Regions from separate parts of the Homo sapiens genome. Here region 1 is linked to region 2. Evidence: read pairs that join two places in POLR2A ChIA-PET (ENCODE). Cell type or tissue: B cell. All regions are shown on one strand.

The links. ChIA-PET counts read pairs that join two places held together with the same protein. Peaks named below come from ENCODE experiments on the same cell type or tissue, not always from the same donor. Only the 100,000 strongest peaks of a DNase experiment are listed, where the experiment ranks them.
Region 1: POLR2A ChIA-PET joins it to region 2 with 6 read pairs; 4 of 35 experiments call an interaction of 5 or more read pairs at or near these places.

What each region holds. Positions count from the first base shown.
Region 1 is chr19:2,018,280-2,020,779 of GRCh38, forward strand. The region is part of intron 2 of LOC107985278 (a long non-coding RNA gene); the gene reads right to left. Among named protein-coding and RNA genes, the nearest start is that of BTBD2, 3.8 kb to the left of the region's middle. In B cell, a CTCF peak has its summit at 1,491; DNase peaks (open chromatin) are centred at 649 and 1,492.
Region 2 is chr19:2,291,551-2,294,050 of GRCh38, forward strand. LINGO3 (leucine rich repeat and Ig domain containing 3) reads right to left here. Exons shown (of 2, transcript NM_001101391.3): 2 at 1-272. The coding sequence starts at 226. Among named protein-coding and RNA genes, the nearest start is that of PEAK3, 11 kb to the left of the region's middle. In B cell, no CTCF peak of the experiment used is centred here; no DNase peak of the experiment used is centred here; H3K4me3 peaks cover 320 bases; H3K27ac peaks cover 426 bases.

The DNA.
Region 1 (2,500 bases), 270 kb before region 2:
GAGGAAAGGGTGAACTTTACGGAATGCTGAGATGTTCACGATTTTTTTTTTTTTTTTTTTTTTTTTTTTTTTTGAGATGGAGTCTCGTTCTGCCACCCAGGCCAGAGTGCAGTGGTGCAATCTCGGCTCACTGTAAGCTCTGCCTTCCAGGTTCATGCCATTCTCCTGCCTCAGCCCCCCGAGTAGCTGGGACTACAGGCGCCTGCCACCATGCCCGGCTAATTTTTTTTTTTTTTTTGTATTTTTAGTAGAGTCGGGGTTTCATCGTGTTAGCCAGGATGGTCTCTATCTCCTGACCTCGTGATCCGCCCACCTCGGCCTCCTAAAGTGCTGGGATTACAGATGTGAGCCACCGCGCCTGGACTTTTTTTTTTTTAAAGAGCTGTAGGCCAGCCATGGTAGCTCACGCCTGTAATCCCAGCACTTTCGGAGGCCGAGGCAGGCAGATTACTTGAGTTCAGGAGTTCGAGACCAGCCTGGCCAACATAGTGAAACCCTGTCTCCACAAAAAAATACAAAATTAACAAGGTGTTCTGGTGTGTGCCGGTAGTCCCAGCTTTTGGGAGGCTGAAGTGGGAGGATGGCTACAGCTGGGGAGGCTGAGATTGTGCCACTGCACTCCAGCCTGGGCGACAAAGTGAGGCCCTGCCTAACACACACGCACGCGTGCGCGCACACACAGGCACACACACACACGGGATCTCACTTTGTCGCCCAGGCTGCTCATGAACTCCTAGGCTCAAGCAATCTTCTCGCTAGGCCTCCCAAAACGCTGGGATTACAGGTGTGAACCACTCGGCCATGTGGAGATTTTTTTTTTTTTTTTTTTTTTCTTGAGACAGAGTCTTGCTCTGTCGCCCAAGCTGGAGTGCAGTGGCGCGATCTCGGCTCACTGCAAGCTCTGCCTCCCGGGTTAACACCATTCTTCTGCCTCAGCCTCCCAAGTAGCTGGGACTACAGGCGCCTGCCACCACGCCCGGCTAATTTTTTTGTATTTTTAGTAGAGACGGAGTTTCACCGTGTTAGCCAGGATGGTCTCGATCTCCTGACCTCCTGATCTGCCCATCTTGGCCTCCCAAAATACTGGGATTACAGGCGGGAGCCACCGCACCCGGCCCATGTGATTTTGAGAGGGGTGTGAGTGATACAGGTTCATGCATTTGCCTAAATTAACCAAACTACGCTTAAGATTTGTGCATTCGCTGTAAGTAAACCATACCTCTCACTAGACCTAAACATATTACGGATGGAGATTATCTATGAAGGCAGAAACATGAGTCCACCTCAGCCCTAGGGCTGGCAAGGGAAGCTTGCGGAGCCTTTTTGTCCTTTGTCAGTGCTTTTTTTTTTTTTTTTTTTTTTTTTTTTTTTTTTGCTGGCTATTGAGCCAACACCTGCCCCTGGCAGTGCGTTTTGAGCGTTTTTGAGTTTTCCCCGGGTTTCTGGAACCAATCCCAGCCCTGTCTATGCGGTGATGGCGTCTAGAGGGCGCTCGTCACCAAGCTGATTGCTGGATTTCCATTCATTTCCAGAGAAGTGTGCAGTTCACATAATAGAACCATCCTTGGCCAGGAGGGTGGGATGTCATTTCTTCCCTCCCACGGTCCCCTTTCCTCTTCTCTGACTCCAGGACACTCAGGCTGGCTGGCTTTCTTTCTTTGGCTGGCTTGCTTTCTTTCTTGTTCCTTTCTTTCTTTCTTTTTTCCTTCCTTCCTTCCTTCCTTCCTTCTTTTTTCTGCAAAGTCTCGCTCTATCTTCCAGGGCTGGACTGCAATGGTGCGGTCACAGCTCACTGCAGCCTCCACCTCCTGGGCTCAAGTGATCCTCCCGCCTCAGCCTCCTGAGTAGCTGGGACCACAGGCGCGCACCACCATGACTAATTTTTTTTTTTTTAAAGAGTCTCTCGCGGCCAGGCGTGGTGGCTCACACCTGTAATCCTAGCACTTTGAGAGGCTGAAGCAGGAGAATCGCTTGAACCCGGGAGACGGTGTTCAAGACCATCCTGGCTAACACGGTGAAACCCCGTCTCTACTAAAAATACAAAATATTAGCCGGGCGTGGTGGTGGGCGCCTGTAGTCCCAGCTACTCGGGAGGCTGAGGCAGGAGAATATCAAGAACTCAGGAGGCGGAGCTTGCAGTGAGCTGAGATCATGCCACTGCACTCCAGCCTGGGCAACAGAGCAAGACTCTGTCTCAAAAAAAAAAAAAAGTCTCTCGCTCTGTTGCCCAGGCTGAAGTGCAGTGGTGTGGTCTTAGCAAACTGCAACCTCCGCCTCCCAGGTTCAAGCGATTCTCCTGCTTCAGCCTCCCAAGTAGCTGGGATTACGGGTGCCCACCACCACACCCGGCTAATTTTTGTATTTTTAGTAGAGACGGGGTTTCACCATCTTGGCCAGGCTGATCTTGAACTCCTGACCTCGTGATCCAGCCACCTCGGCCTCCCAAAGTTCTGGGATTACAGGCGTGAGCCACTGCGCCAGCCAACACTGGGACTCACTC
Region 2 (2,500 bases):
CGGCCAGGTCGCCCGGGTTCAGGCAGCGGATGCGGTTGCGGCTGAGCTCCAGCAGGCGGGTCTCGGCCGGGATGCCGTCGGGCACGGCGGTCAGGCGGCGGCGCGTGCAGGCCACCGCGCGGGTCTGCACGGTGCACTCGCAGCGGGCCGGGCAGCCTCCAGCCGGGGGCGGCGCCGCGGGCAGCAGGAGCAGGGGCAGGCTCAGGACGCACAGCCAGCAGGTCATGGTGCGGAGCGTGGGCCTAGGGCCGCGCCACCATCCTCCTGCGCACCTGCGGGCGGGCGGGGAGCGGGCAGCGTTAGCACCGTTAGCACCCCTCCGCGGCGCCTCTGCCGCCAGCCCGCCCCTAACCCGTCCCAGCACGGCGGCTCGCTCCTGTAAACCCAGCATTTTGGGAGGCTGAGATGGAAGAATTGCTTGAGTTCAAGAGTTCGAGACCAGCCTGCACAACATAGCAAGACTCCCATCTCTACAAAAAAATAAAAGATGAGCCGCATGTGGTGGTGTAGGCCTGTGGTCCCAGCTACTCAGGAGGCTGAGGCAGGAGGATGGCTTGGGCCCAGGAGGTGGAGGCTGCAGTGAGATATGCTTGTGCCACTGCACTCCAGCCTGGGCAACACGGTGAGACCCCTGTCTCTTAAAAAAAAAAAAATTAAAAATTAGCTGGTTTTCAAGTAATTGTGAAATATTGAAAAGTTTACCCAGGCATGGTGGCCTGCACCTGTGGTCCCAGCTACTCAGGAGGCTGAGCCAGGAGGATTGCTTGAGCCCAGGGGGTTGAGGCCACAGTGAGCTGTGATCGTGCCACTGCACTCCAGCCTGGGAGATAGAGCAAAAAACCCTGTCTCAAAAAAAAAAAAAAAAAAAAAAAAAAGCAGCATTGATCCACCGTGTGGCTGCAATTCCAATCTCCTGGGTTTTTTTGTTTTGTTTTGTTTGTGTTTGTTTGTCTGTTTGAGATGGAGGCTCACTCTGTCATCCAGGCTGGAGTGCAGTGGCTTGATCTCGGCTCACTGAAACCTCCACCTCCCGGGTTCAAGCAATTCTCCTGCCTCAGCCTCCTGAGTAGCTGGGATTACAGGTGCCCGCCACCACGTCCGGCTAATTTTTGTATTTTTAGTAGAGACGGGGTTTTACCATATTGGCCAGGTTGGTCTCAAACTCCTGACCTCAGGTGATCCACCTGCCTCCGCCTCCCAAAGTGCTGGGATTACAGGTGTGAGCCACCGCGCCCACCCGCTCCTGGGTGTCTTTGCATAAGAGAATGGAACACACAGCGCACGGAAAACCTGGGAACATTCACAGCCGCATCTGTAACAGCCAAACAGTGGAAAAGGCTGGAATGTGCCCCAAGGAATGGATGGGTCAGCACCGTGCAGCCACCCACACACGAACACGACTCAGCCATGAAAAGGAGTGAGGCTCTGACCCAGGCCACGGTGGGGATGCACCTTGAGGACGCCATGCTCAGTGAGAGACGCGACACAAAAGGCCACACTGTATGACCCCGTTTCTTTCTTTCTTTCTTTTTGAGACGGAGTCTTGCTCTGTCACCCAGGCTGGAGTGCGGTGGCACAATCTCACCTCACTGCAAGCTCTGCCTCCCGGGTTCACGCCATTCTCCTGCCTCAGCCTCCCGAGTAACTGGGGCTACAGGTGCCAGCCACCACGCCTGGCTAATTTTTTGTGTTTTTAGTAGAGACGGGATTTCACCGTGTTAGCCAGGATGGTCTCGATCTCCTGACCTCGTGATCCACCCTCCTTGGCCTCCCAAAGTGCTGGGATTACAGGAGTGAGCCACCGCGCCTGGCCTTTTTTTTTTTTTGGAGACAGAGTCTCACTCTGGCCCAGGCTGGAATGCAGTGGTGCGATCTCAGCTCACTGCAAGCTCCCCCTCCCCAGGGTTTAAGTGATTCTCCTGCCTCAGCCTCCTGAGTAGCTGGGACTACAGGCACCCGCCACCATGCCCAGCTAATTTTTGTAGTTTTAGTACAGATGGGGTTTTGCCATGTTGGCCAGGCTGGTCTTGAACTCCTGACCTCGGGTAATCCACCGGCCTTGGCCTCCCAAAGTGCTGGGATTACAGGTGTGAGCCACCGCGCCCGTCCGTGTGATCTCATTTCTATGAAATGTCCAGGACAGGCCCATCCACAGACAGGGAGATGACATTTGATCTCAGACCCTGTTGTAGGTGGAACTGTGTTCCCGCAAATGTTCAAGGCCGGGCGCGGTGGCTCACGCCTGTAAATCCAGCATTTTGGGAGGCCGAGGTGGGTGGATCACCTGAGGTCAGGAGTTCGAGACCAGCCTGGGCAACATGGGGAACCCCCGTCTCAACTAAAAATACAAAAGTTAGCCTGGCGTGGTGGCGCGCATCTATAGTCCTAACTAGGGGAATCTGGGGTGGGAGGATCGCTTGATCCCAGGAGTTGAGGCTTCAGTGAGCTGTGATCGTGCCACTGCGCTCTAGCCACTGGGCAACAGAGTGAGACTGTCTCA